4 separate regions of the Homo sapiens genome follow, and regions 1, 2 and 4 are each linked to region 3. The links are chromatin contacts, found by Hi-C or POLR2A ChIA-PET in ENCODE. All regions are on one chromosome and are shown on one strand. The core of a region is the stretch at or near the end of the contact, and the rest is flanking DNA. Distances in the headings are between cores, read along the strand shown. Region 1 has its middle 11 kb from the start of LINC02469. Region 2 overlaps LOC107986294 (a long non-coding RNA gene). Region 3 holds the start of ANTXR2 (ANTXR cell adhesion molecule 2). Region 4 holds the start of CFAP299 (cilia and flagella associated protein 299).

What was found. Hi-C counts contacts between places; a loop is a spot of excess contacts on that map. ChIA-PET counts read pairs that join two places held with the same protein, here RNA polymerase II (POLR2A). Pooled maps may share reads with other maps.
Region 1: a loop to region 3 is called in a map of endothelial cell of umbilical vein, with 6 times the contacts of the local background. The contact joins the enhancer-like site here to the promoter of ANTXR2 in region 3. A Hi-C loop is called at or near these places in 3 of 168 maps with a recorded cell type or tissue (IMR-90, ascending aorta and endothelial cell of umbilical vein) and 4 of 50 pooled maps.
Region 2: a loop to region 3 is called in a map of sigmoid colon, with 2.9 times the contacts of the local background. The contact joins the enhancer-like site here to the promoter of ANTXR2 in region 3. A Hi-C loop is called at or near these places in 2 of 168 maps with a recorded cell type or tissue (breast epithelium and sigmoid colon) and 5 of 50 pooled maps.
Region 4: a map of endothelial cell of umbilical vein shows a loop between it and region 3 (3-fold over the local background). The contact joins the promoter of CFAP299 here to the promoter of ANTXR2 in region 3. A Hi-C loop is called at or near these places in 2 of 168 maps with a recorded cell type or tissue (K562 and endothelial cell of umbilical vein) and 6 of 50 pooled maps. POLR2A ChIA-PET finds 5 or more read pairs at or near these places in 1 of 52 experiments (GM12878).

Annotation. Positions count from the first base shown.
Region 1 is chr4:79,648,663-79,655,839 of GRCh38, reverse strand. No RefSeq gene overlaps it. Among named protein-coding and RNA genes, the nearest start is that of LINC02469, 11 kb to the left of the region's middle. Within about 2 kb of position 5,404, at least 2 of the 41 ENCODE cell types and tissues checked have a DNase peak (open chromatin) inside an H3K27ac peak, as active enhancers do; they include endothelial cell of umbilical vein, where a contact is called at or near this core.
Region 2 is chr4:79,618,745-79,626,204 of GRCh38, reverse strand. It overlaps LOC107986294 (a long non-coding RNA gene), which reads right to left. Exons shown (of 7, transcript XR_007058155.1): 7 at 2,729-2,977. Among named protein-coding and RNA genes, the nearest start is that of LINC02469, 41 kb to the left of the region's middle. Within about 2 kb of position 3,029, at least 2 of the 41 ENCODE cell types and tissues checked have a DNase peak (open chromatin) inside an H3K27ac peak, as active enhancers do.
Region 3 is chr4:80,071,205-80,078,114 of GRCh38, reverse strand. ANTXR2 (ANTXR cell adhesion molecule 2) reads left to right here and starts at 4,886. Exons shown (of 17, transcript NM_058172.6): 1 at 4,886-5,706; 2 at 6,461-6,532. The coding sequence starts at 5,555. RefSeq lists enhancers at 567-1,766, 4,537-4,816, 5,147-5,256 and a silencer at 5,437-5,596.
Region 4 is chr4:80,331,531-80,338,633 of GRCh38, reverse strand. CFAP299 (cilia and flagella associated protein 299) reads right to left here and starts at 2,904. Exons shown (of 6, transcript NM_152770.3): 1 at 2,755-2,904. The coding sequence starts at 2,865. RefSeq lists an enhancer at 2,763-2,912.

The DNA of each region.
Region 1 (7,177 bases), core at 4,155-6,654, 420 kb after region 3:
AGAAATCACTAAAATCAGAGAAGAACTCAACAAAATTGAGACCAAAACTTTATACAAAAAATCAACCAAAGCAAATGTTCATTCTTTGAAAGGATAAGCAAGACTGATAGACTGCTAACTAGATTAACAAAGAAAAAAAGATAGAAGGTCCAAACAAGCATAATCAGAAAAGACAAATTTACATTACAACCATTTCCACAGAAATACACAAAAGATTTTCAGAGATGATTATGAACACCTCTGTGCACACAAACTAGAAAATCTAGAGGAAATAGACAAATTCCTGGACACACACCCTTACAAGTTTGAATTAAGATGAAATTGAAACCATGAAGAGAACAATATCAAGTTCTAAAATGGAATCTGTCATTAAAAACCTATGAATCAAATAAATCCCTGGACCAGATGGATTCATAGCCAAATTGCACCAGACATACAAAGAAGAGCTGGTACCGGTTCTACTGAAACTATTCCAAAAAATTGAGAAAGAGGGATCTTTCCTTAATTTGGCCAAATTCTTTATTACAAAAGACCAGTTTTTAAGCCAATCCTTACGAGGGCACATCCTCAGCCTCTATTTCTATGTCACTAAATGAGGTCTGAAGTTCTTTCTGTGGCTCCAAACCTGGTATACAGAATTTAGTTAGTCTCCCCTCTAGGGGTTACTAGGAAATGCCTCTGCACCTCTGTGTGTGGCTAGTCCAACATGTATATACTCCACCTGCACCTAAGAACATAGCTGCCTTACCTGACTCCCAGTAATTAAGTTCTGCCTAAAGCCTCCCATTGTCTTGCCCGTGTCATTTACTAAGATCTCTTGGACAATGACTGCAGCATATGTTTGGAGTGACTTTTTCCACCTTGGACAATGTGACTTTGGGCTGTAGACATTTTCTGCTCTCACTGCTAGTTCACTATTGAGGATTGAAGATAATATGCGTGTAGACTATGACAAGATGAAGAATCAATTTCAGAGAAGAAGCTTCTTATTAATATAAACTTACCGGATGTTTTTGAGAAAAAAATTAACAAAAATGATTTCCTGATGACATTGAAAAGAGCCTTTTAAAATAAGTTAGAAAGCTAAGTGAGATGTGATGATTTCCACTATGTCATTAATTTCTGTGAAAATTATTAACTATTACAAAGTACATCACCTAAATATATGTGTGTGTGTGTGTGTGTATATATATATATAATATATAAATTATTCATTTGGTTTAAGTAACATTTTCTACTATATGATTGGGCAGATAATGGAATTATTGAACTGGCTTAATGTTTCTTGCTGTTGGCACGTTTTAGAAAATATAATAAGAATGCCGGAACTGGAATTGAAAAAGAGGTTAAGTATCACTTTGCATAATCTTTAGTAGAGTGATGATAAATTGGATTATTTCATTGGTCCTTCAATAATGAGGCCTATTGTTTGTCAATTACTGATCACAATTGTTTGGTTCCCCTTAGTAATAATATACATGTGCACTTTGCCATGGATTTGGAATACACATAGTGTATTTCCCTGATCGTCAGTCATGTAATTTGTGTTGGACAAAAGATGTTAGTAGCAGATGTGACAAGTGGAGAACTGAGATGTGCTTGTGTGCTTGGGCATGTTTCATGCACTTCTGGAATTACATGAGAAGAGATTCTCATAGGGAGTTATTGGCAGTTCACCCGGGACCCTAGAGTTTTGGCACACAGAACAGACCTGAGCCTCACGTACAGCAGAGACCAGAGCATGCACAGACCTGACTCACAGCTTGGAGCCAAGACCAGCTGAGCTCAGCCTCGACAGCTAAGCCAGAGCTGACCTACAAACACACAAAAGTTAATAAATAATTGTTATTTTAAGCCATTGGATTGCGGAGTGATTTTCTAAGTGGTATTATTGTGGAAATATTAACTAATGCAGAAATCGGTACCTAAAAGTGGGGTACTGACATAACCAATATTTAAAATATTTGCCAGTGGCTTTGGAATTGAGTGACAGAGAGCAAAGAAACTTATAGAATAGGCCGAAAAAAATATTATGTAGTGGCAAAACATTTGGTAAGACTGTCACCTGTGGTTACGCTGAAGAAATAAAATAAATAACTACTGAAATGCCAGCTTTGGAGAAGGAGCTTTTGAAGCAGAAAGTTGAAAATGTGCTGATTGTTATGAGCTGCATTTCATAAGGTCCTGCGCTATTGAGAGGAGCTCAGAAAAGAACTCACAGGTCAACAAGAATAAGTGATCGTTGTTTTAAGCCCCTGAGTTGTGGGTGGTTGGTTACACAGCATTATTGTGGCAACACTTAGCAGCTAAGAGACTTAAAATATATGTTAGTTTTACTTCAACAGCCCCACTTTTTTTCCTCATATAAATATGGGCAAATCTCTATGCTGGTTGTTATGAAGAAGACAGAGAAAAATCATTTATTTTATAGAATTATTGGTATTTATAGGTAATTAAATTTTATTTTCAGGTAAATTAGTTTAAAATATTACATTTAATAAAAAGATGGTTAATAATTTTTAAATATAAATGTTTTATAAATATGAACCATATTATAAATATATTTATTTATATATAATAAATATATTTTATAATATAGACAGATTCTGGCATCTTAACTATAAGAGATATTTAAAATAGTAAAGGGCTGATGACAATTCTGAGCAACTCAACAATTACGTTATGTTATGCTTACTAGTTTTGCCTCTTAGTGAGAGAATAATATATATTCTTGTATTTATTTTAATTGCTGGTAAATGCATCACTAACCAAGTTAAGATACTCCAGAGTTGAACTGAACCAATATGGCCAGAGTGATTAATTTGGTTTAAATCACTACTGGAGTCTTAATTCTAGGAAGAGACCTCATAAATTCTAGCACAGTACAAGCCAGCAAGGTTGCAGTGCCAGTGTTAATGTTTATGCCTGTGTCCTGGCTCAGTACATTATCCCTAAATGAAGACCAACCAAAAACAGTCCAAACAAGAGATGGGCTGCCAGAGGAGATTTTCAGCATTAATAATAACTTGTACATATTTATTCACCTCAGTTGTCTGATTGAGGAAGACTAATCTGTAAAGGGCACCTTGCACACAGTGCTACTGTGGGATTGCAATAAAGTAAGAATATGAACATAATTATTATGTTACCAAAAAGTTCACTATTTGACAGAAACAAGAACAAAGGCTACACCTTATATTTCTATGGAGACATTTTGTGCACTATTTCCGTTTGTTTTTCTCCCTCCTTTCCTTGGGTACCCTATCCCTCCTAAAGAAAAATAAAAGTGCAACATGTACACAGACCAGAACAGGAATGAAAAACTCTCACTGTTATTATGAGCCCATGTAATAAAGCTCAAATTTCAACTGTGTCAAACATTCCAAGTTTATCTTAAATATTTAAAAATATTTGCTCAGCTTCCTTATCCAAACATATCCAAAAGCGTAATCCAGTAAAATGATTGCCTGTTCTTCAGTGAACTTTCCAGTTTGAGTCACGAACCTCGTGAACTAGATACATGGACACATTACTACATGCCATAGATTTCTTTCTTTCTTTTGTAATCAGGAAAAAATAGTCTGCTTCCATTGCTTAACTTGTGTTTTTATTGTCTATGATAACCAGATCTTTGGCTGTACTTTCTTTAAAAATATAAAATTTCCTAGAATTAAAAACTTTTAAAAACTTTCTGTAAGAGAGGTTTATTATTTTTATTTCATTTTTGTTTTGTTTGCTGGAAAATGGGATATATTAAAGCGTATTATTTTTTAAGGACTCATTTTAATTTGTTGGGTGGTGGCTGAGCTAAAATATGTGTTGTTAATATAAAATAAGAAAAGTCAGGAGACATATCTGTATCTATGAGAGTAGGCATTAGTGAGAGTAAACAGAATGGACTTCTAGAGTAGAATTTGATTCTGTAGCATTCTGTTTGTGTGATAAAAATTCCTCCTTAATACATTCCAGATCAATCAAGATATTAAAGCCAAGGTTATTTGCATCCATCAAATGTAATCACACCCACTGGCATCAGGGCTATGGAATTCTGGGCTTCACTTGCCCTGGGAGTTCAAAGGCTGTAGCAATAACCCATTAGCATATTTCCCACAGACAGGGTAGTGGAATGATTGAATATTTAACCAATGCCAAACATCACAATGCACCTCCTCTACTTGAGAATTGAACCTGTCAGCTCCTAAATTGTTTGCATTTTCAAGCAGTTAACACAGTTTACCATCTGAAAACCATCACATCACCCCTATTTCTATAGCAAATTGCTTCATAAATGTTAAGTTAAAGGATAATGTTATACTTCCAACCATAATTGGCAGACTGAGATAATTTGTTCCATGTATATTTTATCACTGACTTAAGAGGGAATAGCAAAGGGAAGAGTAGGAACCACTGCTCACATTTTTGGCATAAAATAATAGCTGCTTTTTCTTAAGTAGATGAATCAAAAAAACCACAAAACTTGCACTTATTTATTGTGAGTCTGATGTTACCTCATCAAGAGAAACTGATCAGGTTTCTATGGTATTTCACATCTACAAACCATGGCATTATTTCCACCAGCTGTTAATGCTGCTACTAAAATTAGGGCCAGGAGCTCCACAGCTTAAGCAACTTAAGTGGGTTTGGAAATAACATTTGTTCACGCTCTGTTTATATGCTTTTGGTTTTTCATAAGTACAGTATGTTAGAGGAGCTCATCGTGAAATTCATTTCTACGTAATTAGAGTAGCCAAGTTCAAGGAGTATGGTGCCTGTTTGAGATTTCTCAGTTTCACTTTACTGGGTTGGAATGCCCTGTCCCAGTTTGGCTCAGACATGATATTTCCTCTAGACTAGAGTTGTAAAGAAAGCAATTTAAAATGCATAAGCACAGTGCCTGAGTCATACCATATATCAACCACCCAGCAGGATATTCACACTAAAGCATTGTCTCACTTCCTAATTGCTAAAGGAAAGTCCCTACTCCCTTCCCAACTATTTAATATTCATGTGAATTTGTATCAACTGTGTCCAGGCAGAATGAAAAGCTACATATTAGAGCATCATAGAATAACTTGAAATTCACAGGACCAGATTTTCCCCAGAACAAACTTTTCAAATTGAAGAATCAAGGATTCTTATTTTACCTTAATTTTTCCTGGAAAAAAAAAAAGCCAGAACTAGATGTCAGGAAGCTTGAGTTGTAGCCTTTGCTCAACCACTAAATAATTAGATAATTCAACCAACATGTATTTATACTTATTAAGGGTTTTTCATAGTGGTAGATGTCAGAATCGAGGAAATTCATGCTTTTACAAAATTCATAGCCTGGTGGTGGGAACTAATTGGATAATTCATTTTGGTAACACTTTACCAGTCTAACTTCTCAAAAGGCGACACACAAGGCAAATACATGAAAAAAATGCTCAGCATCATTAGTCATCAGAGACATGCAAATCAAAACCATAATGAGAGATACCATCTCATATCAGTCAGAATGGCTATTATTAAAAAGTCAAAAAACAGATACTGGCAAGGCTGTGGAGAAAATGGAATACTTATACACTATTGGTGTGAATGTAAATTAGTTCAGCCACTGTGGAAAGTAGTTTAGAAATTTTTCAAAGAACTAAAAAATAGAACTACCTTTGACCCAGCAATCCCATTACTGGGTATATAACCAAAAGAAAACAAATCATTCTATCAAAAAGACACATGCACTCACATGCTCTTGGCAGCACTATTCACAATAACAAAGACATGGAACCAACCTAGGGGCTCATCAATGTTGGATTGAACAAACAAAATGTGATACATATACATCATGGAATACTTCGCAGCCATAAAAAAGAATAAAATCACATCCTTTGCAGCAACATGGATGCAGATAGAGGCCATCATCCTAAGCAAACTAAAGCAGAAATAGAGAACCAAATACTGTATGCTCTCATTAAAAGTGGGAGCTAAACATTGGGTACTCATGGACATAAAGGAGGGAGGGATAGGAGCAAGGGTTGTGAAACTAACTATCTGGTACTATGCTCAGTACCTGAATGATGGGATCATTTGTACCTCAAACTTCAGCATCACTCAGTATATTCACGTAACAAACTGTACATTTACTCCTTGAATGTAAAATAAAAGTTTTTGTTTTTTTTTTTAAAGTACTTTACCAGTCTACACACCTCATCTGTAAGATGGAAGAGTTGGAGCAGGTGATATTTTTAACCATAATTTTATGATTTTATGTTAAAAAAATGTATCTCACAAGTCAACATGTTTTCAAAATGTACCATGTGCCAAGCACTGTGCATTTCACTTTACAGGCTTGTTCTCGCTTAATCCCCACATGAGCACCATGAGGTTAGGTGCTAATGCAGAGATGCTATGTGACTGGTTTGAGGTGGCACATCTGGTAAATGGCAGATACAGAACTGGAACGCCAGTCTGTCTGCCTTCAAAAGCCGTGCACTTGCAACTAATGTAAACTACCTCAAAATAAGAGTCAACTAAGAGTACCCATTAGAAATATGATTAAGATGGAATTATAGCCTACACAATAAAAAGTCATGACACATTTTCAAGGTGAAACCAATGTGTTGAGAGGAAGATTGGGAGGAAGATTGAATTTCTAGATCAAGTCTGTTTAGAGATTAAGTGCAGTTATGTGCTATTATATTCCATAATTTATGTTTTTCTTGCAGAATAAAAATCAAGAGAGGAACGTGAGCTGGAACATGGTGTTTGGGAATAATAAAACATGCTATTTGTCTGTGTGCATTTACTGCTGGCTGGTTGAAGTAGAAACCGTTTAGCAGTCCACAGAGCAGCAGCATGATATCACGGAAGGAGCTTGGTCTGGGGACCCGATTCTTGCCAATGACACTGCATGGCATGGGGAACTCATTTCCTCGAACTGGGATTTGGCGCTCCTATCTGTAAAATGAGGGTGATGGATCTGGTCCAGTTTTTAGTTTGTGTGATTGTTTCCAAAAGAATTAAGCTCCATGATACCAATAGTCTGACTTAGACGTAGAAAGCCCAATATCCTTTATATACATCTATTGATTAGCCTTTGTTTTCTGTTAGAAATATTTTCCTTTCCTTAACCCTTGCCCAACACACACACATACTTTTCTGTCACCACCCTCCCACCCCCTGGAATCCCGCATCGCCTTCC
Region 2 (7,460 bases), core at 1,780-4,279, 450 kb after region 3:
GTGATACCATTTTGCACTGAATTTTTAAATGCAAAAAAAGAAAATTGGCCGATTAACAAATATAACTTCTTCTGATTCTGTTCCAATAATCTTGGCGAATTGTTACACTGTAAACTCAGAAAATTAACATTGCCAGATAAACAGTCTGATTATATCTGGCATGATCAAGGTTTCACGGTGAGAAAATGTACAGTTTCCTTAGGCCCCTGACAGAAAGCCATTCTCAGACCTTTTCAAAGGTTTTCAGAAGTTATTACTTGAGATTAACTATGGCATTAGCAAAAAGGTTTAAAGTCTTGTTTATAGTTAGCCCATGGCTCTGAGTTGGCAAGTTCTCTCTTAAATGATCAGTATTTGAGTTCTGGGTGCTAATGAGTGAAGGTTAGCCAGAGGGAATGGGGATGAGGGAAGCAAAAGACGAAATCATTCTCCATAGGGGGAAAGAAGCATTAAAATAAGATCTCAATAATTTTTAGAAGTCAAATTGTGCTTTAATCACTGCCTTCAAAATAAGCTGAAGAAGTCCCACTGACGTTCCCAGCTGTAAGAGAAGAAGTCTGGTTTCACATTTGCATGATTTTGAAGGTCAAATGCCTGCTATCCAAGTCTTACTGATCCATATGGACTAGAAATGCCACAATATGCAATCATCATGAAGGCAGATTGTCTCCTGTAAATCTGTCCTTTCTGTAACACATTCAAAATGTACCGTATTGGCTGGATTATAAATCCTTTCAGGAAATGTGTGCACATTTGCAGAAGCAGCTTCATGTTGATGGATGATGGCATTGATGTTCAGAGAACCCTTAAAATAATTTATCATATGTATAAATCTGGTTTTGCATGTGTCTGGATTTCCTGTGACCAGGTATACCTGTAACTCAAAATCTATTTTCTAGAAGTAAATAAAACCATATTCAAGCTGCTCCTCATGTTTACCATAGATATGGGACCTGGAGATTTTGTGTTATTCCAGATCCCAACTTTATTTGCTAAGTAGAAATTCACTTAAACAGAACCTTAAAGTTTGAGAATGCATTTATCCAAAGATTCTTCTCAATAGTATTTATTTACATTAAAGTAATCAATGTCCCTAATATTTTTAAAATATCATTAATTTTATTATTATTTAAATATACAAATTTTCAGAAACAACCATTGTATAAAAGAAAAATAAATAAATTTGATGATAATTCCAAAGCATTCCACTGTGTTGTGGGAATTAATAACTTTTGCAAACCTGTTTTTGAGGCTTTTCTAGTATGTACTAAACATTACTAAACTCAATTTTCACTATTCTCTAAGTAACTTCTCTCACTTTAAAAAAATAAGCTATCTTTCCTTCTGTCTTAGAGACCATGTACCTTTTTAGCATTGATGAAAGAAGCACTTTCTATGGTCATAAATACACAAATTAGATCCACTCCATGGACACTCAGGAAAAACTTTTTATAAAAAGTGAGTTCTAATTTCAGTTGTTTGAAAATACCGTAGGACATCAGAATTAAGAGAGGTTGCTTTCCAAATAAATGCCCTTATTAAGCAAACAAGGATACTGAAGCCCAAATTGAAGTGACCAAATAAAATCAAGTGGTGAGTCTGTGGCTAGCCTGGATTTAGTACTAGAGCTTCAGTTGGCTGTCGAATTATTACGTGTGTTTTCCCACCATGTGGTACAAGGCCTCTCACTGTAGTAAAAGAGTAAATGAGAAGCTGAGTAGATTTTTCCACAAGTTGATTTTTGTTCGTTAGTTTGTTTTGTCCAAATAATGTCTCATTTTGCACTCAAATTGGTTTACTTATAGCATTTTCCTAAAAGGAAGATATCATTCATTCATCTATTCATTCATTCCACAAACATCTTCTGAGAATCGGATACATGGCAGGCATCTTAGTGGGTGATACAAGAGCATTTATAATCTAGTAATATAACCCAGTGTACAGCAACACAAGTGTGGATAAACAAGGAGCTTCCTAATACAATCCCAGCACATGTTCCTCCTACTAACCTCAAAATAAGATGTAAACCCTGTAGCTATAGTACCTGGTCTTGTCTCAGCTCTACCACTTTCCTGCATGCCCTCAGGAAAATTACTAAATCTCACTGCTGCAGTCTCCTAATATGTATAATTATAGTACTTACCTTATAGAGTGGCTGTAATGATTAATAATTGGTAATTAATTGACATAACTTGAAGATTTTTCAATCATCCAGACACATAAGAAGTGTTCAATAAACAGAATTATTATTATTACTTTTGCTACCACCAAAAAATGAAAAGTTTTCCACAGATAGCCTCCAAGACAACCAAGGTCTAAACTCCATTTCCTGTTATTTTAATCCCTTCCAGTTCCCCTGTCTCCCCTTTAATTCTGACAGAGCATCTAATTTTAAGATACATTTTAATGGCTATTTCTGCAAACAGAACATTTAGCAGTTTGGTGATGAAATCAGGGCAGTTTGAGATGTCGCACGCTAACTAGTTACACTGCACAAAGCCTAACAGTTTGCTTTCTGTTTTTAAAGAAGCGTTTCGTTTAGCCATACTTGTGGCGGCACATGTAATTGAAAAGAGGCATATGGAGACCAGCATGCGAAGCCTAACAAACACTTCAGAGTGGCTTAAAAACTATGCTAATCAGTTTTGGGAAACCATGTTTTAATCTAAAAGAAAAAAAAGACAACCTCCTCAAACCTCAGGTGATTTTTAAAGAAACGGAGTCATTGTTGATATTAACTAACACTGGTTTATTTCCCTGTGCCCTGGCAAATGTCAGAAATAAAATTGAATAATATAAAAAGAAAGGAATGAGAGCACTCGTGACCTGTAGTTTTATGGAGCAGAAATGAACTCTTAATGGAGGTAAGCCAGGACACCAGCACATGGTCAGAGTCTGAGTGCAGACTGTCTCCTCCAGGACATGGAGAAGCGACACAGGCTCACTCTTCCCTCTGCAAGAAGGCGCTGAGCATTACCTGAAAACAAGGAAGGCATCAGATGAACAGACCTTTATAACAGAATGTGCATCTGCCAAGACAAAAATACACGACAAGCTTCTGGTGCTGGCACGCTGACAGTATGAGCAAGCTGTCTTAGTAGTGATTTTGCAAATCATTTGAGTTTAAATTCTATATAGGCTGTAGGGCCCCTGGAGCATCACTTTCTATATTTGGCCTCCTCATTTAGCTATGTTTGGAATAAATAGGCTATGGATAAAAATCATGCCCTTTAAGAGTTTTGCATACACACACTAGTTCTGCATATATATCATATGTGAACTGAGTGATTAATGCAAGTCTATGTTCTCATGCACACACACATACACACACGCATGCATGCACGCAGGCTTTCTAAATGTATTTTTAAGTTGTTTTCCTTTGTGATTTTTTTTCCTCTCTCTTTTTTTTTAAGTTCAGCTCTCTGGCATTTAGTAACCCACAAGCTGCTGTTTCTTTTTCCAAAGAAGTTCAGCTCGATGGAGGGGCCAAGAAAAATGAGCCCAACTGATGATTGTAATCTCGAAAGAAAATATGCTTTTTATCAGGGACCGCATGTTGCCAATGCCAATTAAAGTAAAACTGGGAGATTTCATCAGATACCAACCTGGAGAGCAGACATGACATGCCAAGTATAAGAAAGGAAAAGTATGTTTCAGGTGGAATTTCAGGGATGTCTATTTGAGGTGAAATGTAAAAATATAGGGTGGAAAGTGTAACACAGATTGCAGATTGAGCAATTGTTAACCATCTAGAGAAGAAATAGCACAAAAGCAATGGCATAGATTTTTATTTCAGCTGAGGTAGATGAACATCGTGACTCTGCCACTGACTGCTGGAATTATCTTCACATCTCCAGGGCTTAGTTTCCTCATCTGTAAATCAGGAATCACAAAATTCTGTTTGGATTTTTAAAAGTATTAATAATAATGTGGATTAAGAGACCAGTTTCACAGTATTTATTTGATAAAAGTTAAGAGAGAGAGAGAGAAATTATTAGTTTGTGGATAGACGGATCAAGAAGATCATGTTCCTTTTCAAGTGTTACGGGCAATCATTTAGACACATTCATCCTGCAAACACTGAGTATTCTGTTCATTATTCTAGTGTCTTTCAATGGTAGGCAAGGAGTATTGCAACGGTATGGCATCTTCTTACAGTTTTATTTCTGACACCAACTAATAACATATTCATGAGATCACCTGATTCTACCCCATCAACAGAGATTGCTTTTTACATTTGCTTTGGAGGTACAAAATGTTAAAGGTTAAGGAAAGCTTCACTTCAAGGTTACTCTGACTTAGTTCATTCCTAAAATGATTACGTCAACCTTGAAAGAGTATTGTATGGGTAAAATGAGAGAACCATGCAAAATTACTGACACCCAGTATATAATAAAAATAGTTTCTTTCTCCATTCCCTTAGGTGAGTTGAGTGTTTTTCATATTTTAAGAACTAGTAGAAGTTTGTTAGCTTTTGACTGTGTCTTTGTCTTAAAAAATTGGGTACAAGGGCTGAAATTCATGATTGAAAGACTGGAAATATTTTTGTGCTTTCCAAAGTGTTGAACTTGAGAGAGTTCTTTGAACTTGGTGAAAATGATTATTTAAAAATTTGCAGTATGTTGGACATAATAATTAAGATATGGAAACCAGCTATTGAGCATATATTTTTTCACACATATTCTTTATATAAACCTACCACATTTTATTTTTATGCCTCTTCAAAGTTTATAGTTAGTAGAAATAGATACTTACACTGTACCCATCCATCATTTATTTGAGTATTGTATTATACTGATCCTGAAATTCTGGAATTTGGTCATTTCTTTCTAGAAAGATTCACCATGCATATTTGTGTGAAGTAAGAAACAAGCTCTTACTCAAACTCTTACTCTTATTCTGTGTAGATAGATTCTTTTAAGTCAGTTAAGAAGTTTCGAGTTTCAAAAGACCAATAACCAGGTCATACATGTACTAATTTGGCAAAACCTGAGGCAGTGCTAAGGTCACTGAAGAAGATGGGTTTGTATTAATGTTTCATTCAACTCCTCATATTTGGCCCCAATCACAATAATCATGTATATTTTGTCAACTTTCCTGGGTATTCTGCTCTCCTATAGGGAGAGAATAGAGTTAGAAGTTCAAAGAACTAAATAAAGTGCAGCTGCTACAACTTTGGTTGAAAAGAACATCATTTGTTTGGCTCAAAATTTCTGTGATCCTTCAGGGTGTTTCATTCATCTTCCCAGATAGTTCCAGCCTTCTGAAAATGCTTTAAGACATTCTCAGGAAAACAACATAAATGTAATTCATACTGTTTATCTGAAGTAGTCACACTCAAAAAAGCTATCTTATTTCCATAAATGTAGACTCAAGTTGGGTTCATGCAAAGATAAGATTATACCTACTTTTTAAGCAATCTGGACCTTGCTGTTATCAGTTGTTGCACAGAACACAATGTAATTTGTTTTCATAGAGTGCATATGTATGTGGATTTCTCTATCAGTTCAATACTGTTCATCTTTATTGTTGCCAAGTTGCTATGGTTTGAATGTGTCCACCAGAGTTCATGTGTTAAAAACTTAATTTCCAATGATTAACTTTCAGTGATATTGAAAGGAGAGGCCTAACAGGAGGTGTTCAGGTCACGGGGCACCACCTTCATTAGTGGATTAAAGTCATTATCACAGAAGTGGGTTTCTTATAAAATAATGCATTCAGTCCCTTCTTATTCCCTCTTGCTCTCTCTTTGCACTTCTTTCATGGGATGATGTAGCAAGAAGGTCCTCATCAGATGGCAGCCCCCCAAGTCTTGGAATTCCCAGCCTCCAGAATCATGAGGCAATAAATTCCTGTTCATTGTAAATTACCCAGTCTGTGGTACTCTGTTATAAAAACACAACTAAGACACCTGTGTTGATGGACTTTGCTAACAATAATGAAGGGACATTGTTAACATAATTATTTATTATAGAAAAACACAAAAGTGATCTAAATATTCAATAAAGTTAAAATAATTATGAAACATTGTATAATATTACTAATGTCTATGTAATTAATGTTATTGAAATTTGACTTATAGGTAATTGTAAAAAAATTTTGAGGGCTGCACCTCACATCTATTAAATCAGGGAAAGGACTAGATAGTCTGCACTTTTAAGAAATAGATAAAGCAATTTTGGAGGATTTTGTAATAAAATGTGAGCTTAATATGAAGGTAAGAACCATTACTGTTTTGCTTGCTTCTGTAATGTTCTGTACATAACAGGCATTTAATACATTGATGCTGAATAAATCCATGGAGTATTATCCTCTACAGAAAACTATGTTATTTTTTCAATGATTGTTGAAAGTATATAACACTAAAAGGTACCGTTGATATAATACTCAATGAAAACAGAGAATAAAAATTGCATGTATTCTATGGTTACAAATGTTTTAAAACATATTTTTAAATGGATAAAAATCACACCCAAAGAATCATTTATATATGATAAAAAATGATAAATAGAACCTCACCAAAATTAAAATTTTTCTTTGCAAAAAGACACTATTAAAGGAATGAAAAGACAGGACCATGCTGAGAGAAAATATTTTCAAATTAATCATCCAACAAAGGACTTGTATCAAGAATATGAAAAGAACTCTTAAGCTCAACTGTAGGAAAACAAACAATTTAAAAATAGTCAGAAGATTTGAATTTGTATTTTACCAAAGATACTTGGATGGCAAATAAGCAGAAGTAAGGATGCTCAACATTTTCAATTATTAAGAAAATACAAATTAAAACTACTATAAAATACCACTAATATATTAGGATAGCTTAAAAAATGTTGACAATATCAAGTGCTGGTGAAGAATTAGATTAACTAGAACTCTCGTATACATCTTGTGGGGATGCAAAATGGTAGTTGTTTTAGAAACAGTTTTGCAGGTTCTTATAAAATTAAATATATACTTACCACATGACTCAACAGTCCAACTTGTAAAAATGAAATCTTTTATTTACACAAAACTCTATACATGCATGTTTATAGCAACTTTAGTTATAATCTCCAAAAACTAGAAGCAATGCAAATATACTTAAACTGGTGATTCATAAACTGTGGTGTATCCATTCGGTGGCATTCTCAAAAATACCAAACATATGGTATATTTTGCCAATCATTTATAAATATACATATATGTGTGTGTATGTGTCTGTGTGTGTGTGTATGCATGTTGATCCATGCAACCACATGGATGAATCTTAACTCAAATGCATTATGCTAAGTGATAGAATCTGTGGGCAAATTGATACAACTTGTTTGATTCCATTTATATGACATTCTATAGCCATTTATATGAAAAAAGCAAAACTACAGGGATAGTGAGTAGATCAGTAGTGGCTAGAGGTCAAGAGTGGCAGAAGGGTTTGACAACAAAAGGGCAGCATGAGTGGATTTTTGGAGGGAAATGAA
Region 3 (6,910 bases), core at 3,637-6,136:
CAATTTGAGACACATTTGATCCCAAATGCAAATGTTAGTAATCATTCTCTAACATTAGTTAGCACCCCCTATTGTCATACATAGAGATATTAATTTAGAGGCAATTGCACCTTCCAAAGGCATTGTATTCACTCTCAGGAACTAGTTCAGACATTGACGAAATCTAGTTCTTTAATGACTATGCCTGATAAAAGTTGAAATAAGCTTTATCACTTATAGGTAGTGAAGATTTATTTTCTTCCTCTGAATCACTGTAGATATCATATAATGAATCATTTCCCATGTGACATGAATATGAATCATTTTCAGTATGGTACTCAACTTCCGGGAGAGTCACGTCTGTAGTCGTGTATGCCACAAAAGATGTCTACTTGCAAATAATATAGATTATATAATTTTTTACACATAAAGAATACTTTTATTGTCGTTGCTTATTTGCCTTTCTGTTAGTTTATTTGTTGGGGTATGGGGTGATGGAAATAAATTCACGACAGGAGATTGAAAACGCAAACTGCTTGAGAATAGAAAGTCTAACATTTGTGCTTAAAACATTACCTGATACATAGTAGGTATCAGTAAACATTCATTAAGTATAATAAAAGACCAGTAAATAAGTAATTAAATATAATTTAACGTGTAGTCCATTGGAGCTCTGCAGGTAGGAAAAAAAGGACAATGAGAGGGGGGTCTAGTGAAGACTTTAAATCATCAAGTGTCAATCTCAAGCTATTCTAACTGCATTAAAATGAATTTAACATGTTTTGGGGTTCATTAGCATTTTTATTAATAAGTTTGATTTATTTATTTATTAAGAAGTTTGATTTAATACAAAGAATAATTTTCAAAGAGTGGGGGCATTCATGGATTGTAAAGCCAAATAATTCAGTGGAAATACAAATAATTTGATAAAAGAGACTTTTTTAGATTTATTTACCTACATAATGCAGTATAGAGTCTCTTTTTCTCTCTCTCTCTTAAAAAATCTGCATTATCCCTCCCATTCTTGATGTCAGATTGAAAGTTAAGCAGGGTCCCAGCATGACTGTCATGGTACAAAAGTCAGTTTGAAACCTTACCTGGCTATTCTCCAGCTGATACAATTCCCAGAGTGCTCTCACTGATGAAGAAGGGAAAGTACTGCTGTTGCTACCACTTCTTTTTCATGGCTTGGAGAGATTTTCATGTCTGCTTTTGCTTTCATCTTCCCTCATTATTGCTTAGGAAAAGAATGACCAACAGTTTTGCTTGCCAGGAACTATCCCAGGGACTGCCCTAGTTTTAGCATGGAAAGTCCCATGTCCATGAGACTGAAGACACCCCTCAGTCTGTGACAAATTAGGACACTTGGCTGCCCCAGTAATTAATGATCTTCTGATTAATTTTTATTAAATGAAAGTGATTTGATTAGTTATTGGTCTGAGGCCATTTTTTGCTTTGCTGTAGATCTTACATGAGCAAGTCAGTGAGATGCAAAATGCTCCAGGACTGGGATGAATTCTTTACCCAAGCAAACAGATAAACAAAAAAGTGCTACTATTTTTCTGGTATGTCAATATTCTCTGCCAGCCTTGTACTCAAGAAAGAAGAACTGAGTGGGAGTACTCTCAGAAGGCCTGGAAATTTTGAGGAAGAATGAGTTTTAAATTGAGGTATTTTGCTTTAGTTTGAACCTAGGACAAGATGGATTCTTAGACCAGTTTGGGAAGTCCCAGAAGATGAGCAGGTAATTAGTCAAGACTAGGGATAAAGGAAACCAACAAATGTGAGTTTAAAATACTTCCTTAGGAGGACAGAGTACATGGTTAGTATCATGTCTCATATTTCTTTGCCTTCTGTCTCCTTCTAACATGAAACCAATTGTCACTTTTTTGGGGGGATACATTTTTTCCCCAGATTTTATTCAATAACATGCTGATGTGGCATATAATATCTTTGATTCTGTCTTAAGATTAAAGTTGAAAATGGAAACCAGTTTCAACCAGCAATGAATACAAAACCTTGAAAGATGAACAAGCTGTTGATACAAATTTCCTGAAAATGTCAGCCTGTTTCAGTTCTCTTATGGGAAGTCAGGGAGATTTATGTATTCAGGTTGGACCAAAATGTGAAATGAGAAGTGGCAACACATACCTGGAGACTGGAGGGCTGCAGAAGTAATCAGTATTTTAGAACCTCAAGAAAAGATGAAGCCAAGGAGGACAGAATTAAGGTGCTTTAAGGACTTTCTTAATTAGTCTCAGGACTAATTAAGGACTTGCTTCTAGTGCTTAATTATTTGAAAATTATGAAGGCTGTATGTTTCCTTCTTACAAAAGTAAAAGTTATCTTCCATCTAGCTAGCCCCTTGCCCCTCAGTATCTTCCTCACTCCATCAGGTAAAAAGTGGCAGATTGATGCAGTTGATAGTGGTGGAATTTCCATCCCCAAGTGACCAGTTGGCAAAGAGTGAGAAGGGATGTTAGCCACCCTCCATTCAATGTTTGACATTTGTAATGAGCATATTTTCAAAATGGAGGTCTGCCGGTATATATTGAAGTTTTCATCCATTCATAATTCTCAGGTTAGTTGCTATAGTGATGATGGTCCAAGGTACCATTTTATTTTGCCTTTGTTAAAATAGAGATGATAAGACTGACAGAATGTACTCTGTGTTCATAAGACACCAAATTATAAACAAGACCTAAGACCATGCCAGGCAAAGGTCAAGTCACACACTCCTACACTTAAAAAATAAACTATATTCTAACTGCCAAAAGGGTTTTCTTTTTCTCTAGCATCTAAACAAACACTGGCCTCCAGATAAGCAATATTGAAACAATTGCATCTTACTGACTGCAAGACACTAACTAATTAATCCTCCACCCCTACCCCTGTTCCACAAGCCATAACTACAGCTCTGACTGGACAAGAGACTGATTTTAATAACTCTCCTGATAAGAGACCACTGACCATAGACTGGTTCTGGCTGGTTTACAGAGGCTGTGGCACTGAGTGCCTTCATGTCTTCTGTTTCACCTTTTGACATATAGGGCCTAATTATAATACATTTAATTGTTAAGTCTCCACCTCAAAGTGAACATGAGACATATGCAACTTGCATGTTTGCTTACTATTCATGTTTGCTTACTAAACATGCATGTTGCATATGTCCCATGTTCACTTTGATGTGGAAACTTAACCCACCTGCTTCAGAAATATGCATAGTTCATGTACCCCTTGCTTCAGAAATATTCATAGTTCCTCCTATAACCTGTTGAATATGTATACTTGGCCAACTCATTTAGCATAAATTCCTGTTCCACCCTTTCCTCCCTCAAAGTGCCTGCTTTTTGTCTCTGCCAGAGGCTACACTTCCCAGCCTGTCAAGATGTCCAGCCTGCAGCTGTAACCCTTTATAAGAAATGAAGTTCTCCTTTCCAAATTTATGAACCTCAGGATTGTTTGTCAACATGTTGCTACTGCAATAGTCTCCTAACTGCTCTCCCTGTTGTCACTGTTGCTAACTCCAAATTCATTGTCTCATTGCAGCCAGAATGATCTTTGAAAAACACAGATCATATCAATTCATCTGCCACTCCACTCCTGGGCTTAAACCCCTCTAATAACCTCCTGTCACACTCAATATTAAATATCTGAATTCCTTATCTCAGTAAACAAAGCATCACATAATCTGGCCCTTGCCTATTTGTCTTACATCATCTTACCTGCAAAGCTCCAGCTACACAGTTTTTTTTTTTTCTTTTTTGAATATGCTAAGCTAATGTCTATGGACCTTTGCAGTAACTCCAAATGTTTCCCCTTAGAGCTCTTGGAATGACTGGGTCTTTTTTGTTAGTCACTGAGTCTGTCATTCTTTATCATCACAATATTTTAAATTTCTACAGGCCACCTTTCCAATATGGACATTTTTTTTCCTTGCTTATGTATTTATTTCTTATTGTCTGTTTTCACTCTTCAGCCAGACTGTCAGCTTCATGAAAGCAAGGGCTTGTTATCTTGTTCTGTGCACTAACCTCCACTTCTGGAACAGTGCCTAGCAAATAATAGGCACTCAATGAATCTTTGTTAAAGTAACTAATTTTTATCTTCAAAGAGCTGACATATCTGGTTGTATATCAAATATAATAAATGAAAAGTTAAATACATATGGCAACAAACAGAAGAGATGTATATGTAAGTACTACATAAAGCATTGATTTTGTTAAAAATGAAAAGGTATTTAGGTTCTAAAAGCCAGTTTTGACTAAGGGAGGGCGGAAGTCACGGAGGTGGGGGGAAGAGAGAGGAGGGAGAGCAGAACTAGTAGACAGAGGATTTGTGCACAAACTTGAGTGCTTGCACAAGTTTTGCAAAGGAGACCTAGCTTGCCCAAAGCTGAAATTCTCCAAAACTGGAGCTTGCAGGGAAATGACAGTGGGCTGAAATATTTTGAGGTACAACTTTCCACTCCCAAAGAGGCCTGCTATCCCCTCCCACTCCCCACTCCGGCCTTTCCTTGGCTTGGCTTTTTTTAAAGAAAAAAAAAAAAAAAACTAAGCAGGTTTCTTTAGAAGAAAAAGAGGAAGTTCATAAAGAGTGTTTGTGGTAGTAGGGGTGGGGTGGAGTGAGGAGTGAGGAGGCCGTCACCTCCCATGGAATCCTTAGTCTTGGGTTTGTGAACCACGCATGGGGGCTGTTTTAGCACAGCTGCTAAAATAGGCCAGGCCTGCAGGACATACGGGTATGTTTAGTTTCTAGATAACTTTTGTTTTTCTAAACTCCTTCTTCCCTTTCCCAAATCTGGCAAGCGTTAGTCATCTTCAACTCGGCAGGAACCCACAAGTGTGCATGTGTGGCTCGGAGGCTTCAGCTGGGGCCCCGCCCTCGTCCCCAGGCGCACACTGACACACGCAGCCCAGACCCGGCCCGAGCGGGCTCCTGCCCTCGGCGTGGCTTCTCTCCAGCCGGGAGTCCCAGGGCCAGCTAGCCTCCTCCCCTAAAGGGGACGGCCTGTCAGCGCAGTGCCAGAGTCCAGCACCGGGAGGAAAGTTTCGGAGTGCGGAGGGAGTTGGGGCCGCCGGAGGAGAAGAGTCTCCACTCCTAGTTTGTTCTGCCGTCGCCGCGTCCCAGGGACCCCTTGTCCCGAAGCGCACGGCAGCGGGGGGGACTTCAGCCCTCCAGGCGGGGTGGGTTCCAGGTCCGGGTCCGAGGCGGGCGCTGGAGGCTCGGCCCCAGGCCGGAGAGGAACTCCTTTCGCGAGCTGTCGCCGTGGGCCCGCATTGTCTGCAGGAACTCTCCGGAATCGGGAGGGGGAGGACTGGATCGCGCTTCCACTGGGATTCGTCAAGAGTTCCGGCGGCAGCTGCGGCGGTGGCGGAGACTCCCTTTGTCCTCTCAGGACCTCCCTCTCTCCCTCCCTGTCAGCTGGTGGGTCCCGCTGCCGCAGGCGCCGGCGTCTCAGCTGCTCGCCGCCCCCCACCCCAGAGTGCGTGCCGGGTGACTCCCGCCACCTTTGCGACCCTCCTGAGCTTAGGGGACTGCGAGCGGGAGGGAGTCTCAGGCCCCCGGCCGCAGGATGGTGGCGGAGCGGTCCCCGGCCCGCAGCCCCGGGAGCTGGCTGTTCCCCGGGCTGTGGCTGTTGGTGCTCAGCGGTCCCGGGGGGCTGCTGCGCGCCCAGGAGCAGCCCTCCTGCAGAAGAGCCTTTGATCTCTACTTCGTCCTGGACAAGTGAGTGTGCGAGGGAGGTCCAGGGTCTCCTGGTGAGGGCGGCACTGGATCAGCTGGGGCTGAGGCTGAGATGCGTGTGCGCACCCCGGGGAGTGGTGTTGGAAACCCGCGGAGGGGTGCCCTGTTGCTGTCTTCTTTCAAAGGGCAAGCGCGTTCGGATCTGTGTGGGCGGAGATCAGCCGGGTCGGGGGTAGTGATTGGAGCCCCGGGCTACTTGGCTCTTTGGGGAGTTGGGGTATTCACTGTTTGCCAGTCTTTTGGCCTCTTGGGAAATGGGAGTGTGGCCTCTTGCGGGCCACGCTCCATCGGCCACAGAGTCCTTACCCACCTCCTCGACCCTGCTCGTACGCAGGCTAAAGTTTGCCTGGTTTTATCCTAATCATAGCGCTTTCATTGGAGCCAGGAAAAGCCTAGGGTTAACATGCCCAATGTGGTTTGCATTTCCTGCGAAGAAAGGCTTTTGTGTTTACTCTGAAGAGCTGGGTTCCACTCTAAACAATTAGGCAGGTATTTACCCACCCCAGAAAACGGGCTGACTTCTTCTTCTTCTTTTTTTTTTTGACGGAGTCTTGCTCTGGGACTGACTTCTTTAACTCTGGGTACCACCAAAGTTTCAGCTACAGATACCCTTACTTAGCTTGAAAAAGAGGCCAGGTGCCCCTATGTTCGTGGCATTGAAGAAGGAACCATTTCAAAATGTTTACTTTTCAGTTCCGTGTTTTGTTTCTCTGATCAGTTCAATTTCATCTTTCAGGTCTGGGAGTGTGGCAAATAACTGGATTGAAATTTATAATTTCGTACAGCAACTTGCGGAGAGATTTGTGAGGTATCTTTCTTACTTTACTTTTCTAGGCAGTGGAGAAGTAGAGCAAAGTGTAGAATTTCCCTTTTCTGAAACCTTTTATAGGAAAAACTTTTCCTGAAATGTTACTTTTAAGTGCCTCAAGGTCGTATTGCACACATGCTGTTATTAGGACAGCCCTTCAGTCCTTGAGGGCTTATTTCATCTGGATCCCAGAAACTTGGCTCAGACTCTGGGGAAGCATCTTCAAATACTATTCCAAATGTCTTTTTCTTTCCGAATTTTCATCTGTTTTGAATTTCAGTTATGCTTTCTCATAATTTATCACATTAAAAAAATAAATTTTATGCGAATAGTATCCATAATATATTTTTCTTTCCACACATTTCTTAGCATTATAGA
Region 4 (7,103 bases), core at 1,655-4,154, 260 kb before region 3:
AATACATGGGTGTACAGATAATCAGATGAAAGTATAGATAACTCATAACATTTTATATACTTTAGGAAACTTGAATAATCTAGTCCAACTGTTTCATTTTGTAGGTAAAAAATGGAATTTCAAGTTGATTAAAAACACAATATTGCAGAGTTAGAACCAAAAAAAAATCTTGTGACTCTAGCCTCTTCTAACTAAACATGCTACCTCTAATTTACAGTTTACAATTTGTTTCATTCAAATAAATTCAAGAGATCTCTTGTATAACATTGTGACTACAGTTAATAACAATATATTATGTTCTTTTAAAATGTCAAGAAAATAGATTTTTAAGTGTTCTCACCACAAAAAAATGATAATTATGTGAGGTAATACATATGTTAACTTGATTTAGCCATTCCACAATATATATAATTTAAAACATCATGTTGTATATGATAAATATCGACAATTTTGTTAGTTAAAATAAAATGTTTTAAAAGTTGTTCCATTCAAATCAAAGTCAGTTACTGATGATGATGATGTGTGTGAGAGAGAGAGAGAGGAAAAGCACAAGTATCAGCTCACTTAGCATGATCCATGATTTGTGAAACATGCTTGCCATACTACTGAAAGAATGCTGAGGAGTCTACTTGTTTCTGTGTGACCTAAGTGCACAATGAACTTACATCCACAGAAAGTATTTGAGAATGTAGATCTCTAGAAATAATAGCACTTTAAAAGTTGTCACTAATCAATCCAAATATATACATATATATGTAAACATATATATACCTGTCTAATTATCATTATTCAACTAAATCTTCATCTTACTTTTTATGAAAGTACAACAAAAATAAGCTTAATCAATGCCAAATATAAAAGTAAATTTCTTTGTCATTTCCCCAAATATAATTACCACCTTCCATTTTGGAAACCTTTAATGAATTCTGATTGATGGGCTGGGTGTGGTGGCTCACACCTGTAATTCCAGCACTTTGGGAGGCTGAGGCCGGTGGATCACTTGAGGTCAGGAGTTCGAGACCAGCCTGGCCAACATGGTGAAACCCTGTCTCTGCTAAAAATACAAAAATTAGCTGGGTATGGTGGTGCAGACCTGTAATCCCAGAAACTTGGGAGGCTGAGGCAAGAGAATCACTTGAACCTGGGGAGCGGAGGTTGCAGTGAGCCGAGATGGGGCCACTGCACTCTGGCCTGGGCCACAGAGTGAAACTCTATCTCAAAAAAAAAAAAAAAAATTCTGATTGATGAAACACAAATTATTAATTTCACATCTGTAATTAATATTAATGTTTTAGGTCCATACTCACATGAAGAACTGTGCCTTAAAAAATATTAAAACCTTTCTTAATAATACTAGGTTTAAATTTGCCAATCTTCCACATATGCTACAAAGATGATTTTAGTCTATCAAGATGTTTATAGCGTATATTTCATTTTTTGTTTATTTAAACATTCAAAAATTTAGATGTAAACATTGTTTAGCAGCATTACTTTTTCAGTGTCTTGGATGCAAGGCATAAACTGACTTTTATGACTTTAAATATATTATCTGTATAATGTTTTAAAATTTTGCTTTTGAAGCCAGGAGCTATATTGGAAATACCACCTACATTTATTTTTTAAATGTACTGAAGAATAACACTTTTGAAACCTGTAATCCATATTTAAGTGAAATGCCTCTGTAACCAATCTTTGAAGTCCAAAAGTGTCAATCCACTAAAATGCAGTTACCTTGTTGCAGTTCAGAAGTGTGGGGAGCTGGTGGCAGGATGCAAATCCTTCCCAGACTGATGTGGCTTTTCACCACATAGTGGCGCCTGTTCTCTCTGGCCTAAATAGGGATAAGGCATTTCTGGGTCCTGTGGAGAGCACGGCCGACTCTCCAGGTGAGTGTCCATTCAGTGGGCCTATCCGGGAAGTTTGGCTAGGAATATACTGGGACTTTAGGAGCCATCGTCCGCCTCCCAGCTTCCTAGCACTGATGACTTGTTAATTCCTGCGCGTCCGGGTTCTCCCGTGGCACAGGACAAGAACTCCACTCTGTCCCCCACCACCCTGCAGCGGGGGTAGCTGGGGAGGGGATTGGCTGTTGGGCAGAGGAAAGCAACCCATTAGGTCCAGTTTCGCTCCTTTTTTGTGTGTATATTTTTACTATCAAAGTTAGTTGTGATCATCAACTCGATAAACTTGAATCAGGAATATGTCTGCACAACTACCTGTAATGCGTCTCTGTAATTAAAGTACTTTCAGAATCAATTAGTGTGAGGTGGAAGTTCATGAACCCAAACGCCCAATATAACACCAAATACACTAGGTTGGTGTAAAGATGCCATCTTCTGTTCTTTAATATACCAATTGGCAAAGCAGAGAGAAACAGGTGTCTGTCCTAGATCACAGCCGGAGACTTCTCAGCAGACCTCCTTCCTCACAGAGAGCGGCTTTGGAATGGGAGTGGGCTGGGAGGAGGCAGGGGAGGCCAAGAAGCACAAATTCATGGCTCCCCAGTGTGAGTGTGCCCGCGCGTTTCTGCGCTGGGTGACTCTAGGGGCCCAAGTTCTGTCCGGACCGGGGAGCGCGGGGCGGTAAGGACGCGGCAATTCACCTCGCCAGCGGCTTTAGTGTCGCGGTCCCGAAACCGCGGCGCCTGACAGCTGAGCTGTCCAGCGCCAGGGGGCGACCAGCCCACGAAGCGGGAACTCGAGGAGGGACCGAGGGACGCGCGGCGGCGGCTACTCTGCCGCGCTCCGCCCTTACCTCCAGGTAGTACAAGTCCACAGTAGTGATCTGCGAGTCCAGGAAATCTTCATAGGCGTTGAATTGAGTGACAATATTGTCCAAGGCCTTCAGCCCCTCTTCCTGATCCATTGCGGTATCCTCGGCCGAAGCGTCCCTAGCAACGGAAGCAGGAGGGCAGGGTCAGGAGGCTCCACCCACTTCGTTCCTGCCAATCAGTTGAAGCCGGTGTGAGCTTTGGACGTTAATCCCACCCCCCGGCGGTTTGTTGCAGTTTCTGTCTTCTGCCTCACTCCTGTGAAAACTTTCTGGAATTACCCACCCAAGTTCAGGTCGGATACCCATCCACCGACTCAGGCTTCAGTGAACTGTTGAGCAACCAGAGAGGTGCAAACTGCAATCCAAAGTTAAAAAGTATGACACTGCCTACATACTTAGACAAAATATTAGGAATTAGCTCCCAATTGCATTCTAAAACAATGTTATGCAAGACAAAAATACCGAGACATTTTGCAAAAAGACTGTCTCAAAAACAAGTATATCAAATGGTGTTGTGACAACGACAATAATAAAATAATGATTTTGTTAAATTATTTTTAAAGTTATAACAAAGGTAAATTATTGCTAATGTTTGTGTACAAGAAGCAATTTATGAAATTCCCAAAGGAAAGAAACTCAGTCAAAAAAATGTCTTTGCAGACCTTTTTTGGCACCAAGTTCTTGCACTTATTTTACTATTTTAGCACAGTGAAAAATTTTGCTGTGTTGAAGCTGCCCTTTTTAAAGAATAAAATATCTGTGAAATCTTATTAAATAAAGTCTTTCACTAAAGATTTTTTGTTTTCTTCAGAACAGTATTGTGTTTTTAAAATATGAATTTAAAGTAATCCAACACAACAGCTGGCAAAATATGTTCAGAACCAATCTTTGGATTTTAATATTTTACAAACCATCCTTGGGAATTAGCATATAATACAATGCTAAGCCTTTAATTGTTGCTCTGTAAGTACGTTTCTAATTCATCTTGAAGATTTTCACAGATTTGCTAACAAAATTTTAATGAAAACATCTGGTAAGATACTTCATTTCAGTTAGCTTTCCTAATTTAAAAAGTTCATCTTAAAAATTAGGATGTCATGACTTGCAAATTTTAAGTGATATAGACACAATATTTAGGATGCTACTAACTTGTTTTTTTGTTTGTTTAATGAATGTATTCTGACATGTTTTTAAAGATATTTTGGGCCTTATTTTTGAATGCAATTTAATTATTGAATTTGGGAAAACAAAAAGGAGATAAAACCTTGGACACTGGTAACCCATCAAAAGTAATAATAGGCCAGGTACAGTGACTCCCAGCACTTTGGGAGGCCGAGGTGGGTGGATCACGAGGTCAGGAGTTCAAGACCAGACTGGCCAACATGGTGAAATTCCGTCTCTACTAAAATTACAAAAATTAGCTAGGCATGATGGTGGGCGCCTGTAATCCCAGCTACTCAGGAAGCTGAGGCAGAAGAATCCTCCTATATCAAGATTTCATCACTTTTAAGAAACAGTAAAGCATCTAGAGAATGTTTGGGTTTATTAAACTAGAGCACTTTAATGAAAAGGACCTATATGTTAGTAAAATGTGAGGTCATGGTTTGGCTATATATTGTTCTATTATATCAATTGTGATTGTGCATTTTTTAGAGAAACCTCATTAAATTTGCCATTTGGTCAACATCTCTTTGATGAAGTAATCTCTACAGCATCTAAATTTAAACAATCATGAAATTATTTTCAGTCAATGAGTCTAGAAATGTCTTCTAACTCAAAACACTGAGGCTGATTTTCAGCAAATCAGCTTCTCTATTAATATCAAGAAAATTCATAAACTTATCCTTGTTCCTCACAGTAAGGCTAGAATTAATAGTGCGTATAACTCAATTGTCCTTTTCTAAACTTTCAATTTAACTTCAGAACCACTTTCAGACCTGTGCCTGAGAAATGAAAGGGTGGCAACAAAGAAATTAGTAAGTTTCGGCAAGCTTCTCTTTTCATTGCAAGGCTTTTGTTATGATCAAGAAATACTTTATTTTGGATAACATGCATTCCTACTTCAAGTCCAAGATTTTTAAAGACTGAAACCTGGAATTTAGCACCGATCCCAGAAATTCCATTCTTTGCAAAAGGACAAAGAAGGATTAGTATATTCATAATAAAACCCCAAGATGTAGGAAAGAGGAAACATATGTTATGTAAGAATAACAAAATATATGCCAGATTTAAGGTACTTACTTGGTGGAAGTATATTAAAAAGTTTCAAATTAAGCTCTACACTTTTATATTCCAAAATATTTGGCAATATACTATGATAGCTGACACAGTGAAAGGAAAACATACTTTGGTTTGTTGACATGACAGGAAGGGAATGTTTTGCTTATGTTAATAAGAACTTGAGGATCTATTAAGACGTTCTATTAATATGTTATCATATTGTAGGAAAAAAACATATACTTACTCTAATAGGACAAGAGATTTGTGTCTGGTGTTGCCTAGCTGCTTGTTAACTATGACTGCAGATGAGGGCTATTGCTTAATCATCAGCCAAGGAGAGCTTTTTTGCACTTAGAAACAATGGTGATACTAAATTTACTTGAGCTATTTCTCGTGATGAGATCGCTGGACTTCCTCACAGTCTCAGTTATTCTAGGATGCTGGAGTTCTGGTTCCACTGCTTCTCTGTCCTGGAGACACAATGTGTTCATGTGTCATAATCCGGGAGTTTGCTCCTGCCTTGTCATTGACAGTGTGAAAGGAAAATTTCAGAAGAGAGAAATACAAGTATAAGATGGAATTCCTCCCAGGACTGGGGTTGACAGATGTCTGCAGCTAATAAAGATTGAAAACTACTACTGTGCTATGGGATAGATGATGGGTATGATCACCACAACCACCACTTTGGAACAGAGAAAAACTTGGGCTCTCTGTGGCTCTATAAGGCATTACCAAAAACCTCACTGAAAATTCCCTCAAGCTTTTTGGCTACATGGAAATCAGCCTCTACCCTAAAACTCCACTCCCCCTGAGTGGGCAAACAATCAGAACATAGCACCTGTGAATAGACGGCCACCACAATAAATGTGGAGCTGCCAGTTGCAAGCAGGTGCCCAGCATTGCCCTACAATCTATGTTATCTTTTTCTTCAGTTCACTCTTACCTTCTACTATGGCTTTTTCCACTTTCTCCTCTCTCCTTAATCTTATATCATCCTTTCTCAAAGCAGATAAACTTAACTCTTATACCCAAAAGAAGTAAGTTATCACAATAGATTTCCCACAGTCAAATGCTGTATACAAGCTTATTCACATTCATATCAACGTTTTACTTCTTCCATTGTGTAAAGGAAGAGATTTACCTCCTTCCATACCTTCACTACACAGGTTCAATCTCCTTCTGTCTTCCCAGGGTTTCTCATTTTAATTATTCCCTCTCTTCTTTGTTGTTAATTTATCTCTTCTCTCCCTCCCCACCCCAGCTCCTTTCCCATTTTAAAAATAAGCAAATGATCCCAAAAATCACCCTCACCTCCACAGACAATGTTAGCTATAGGCTTTCCTGCCCTTTACAGCAAAACTTTTGGAAAGAGCTGTCTACAATCACTGTCTCCATTTCCTTACCTTCCACTTTCTGCCCAACATATTCCAGTCTGTTTTTACGCACTGCTCCACGATTTTCACCAAAGTCAATTATGACATCTTTGCCATTAGGCCCAATAGACATTTTTTCTGTCCTCAGACTGCTTGACATTTAGCAGCATTTGACCCTGTGACCACTCTCTTCTCTTCGAGATTCTCTTTTAGCTTCTGTCACATTACTTTGCACTGAGGTTGGTTAGTTGGTTGTTTGGTTGGTTCGTTGGTTTTCCATTAGCTGTTTCTTCTCAGTTCTCTTTGCTAGCCCCTTTTCTCCTTACCTAGCTTTTAAAAGATTGGAGAGTCTCAGGGTTCTCTCCTAGACCCTTTGCTGACTCTACACTTTTGTTACTTGGAGCTCTCACCCACACTTATTGCTTTACTTACTGCCTTACATGCATATGGTTCCTCTATCTATATAATTAACTAGGTCACTCTTCCAATCACATATCTAACTGCCTAGCAGATGCCACTGGATGTATAACATGTATAAATGAAAATTTTCCTCTTTTTGTGCCTCCTAATTTGTTCCTCCTCCAGTGTTCCCTCTTTCAACACACAGGTTCCTCTCCTCTCAGTTGTTCATGTGAGAAACATGGAAGACAGTCTTGAACCTTACTTCTCCGTCACCCCTGAAATGTAAGGCCTGTTATTTCCACCTCTCAATTACTTCTCTTGAAGGCTTAAATTTCT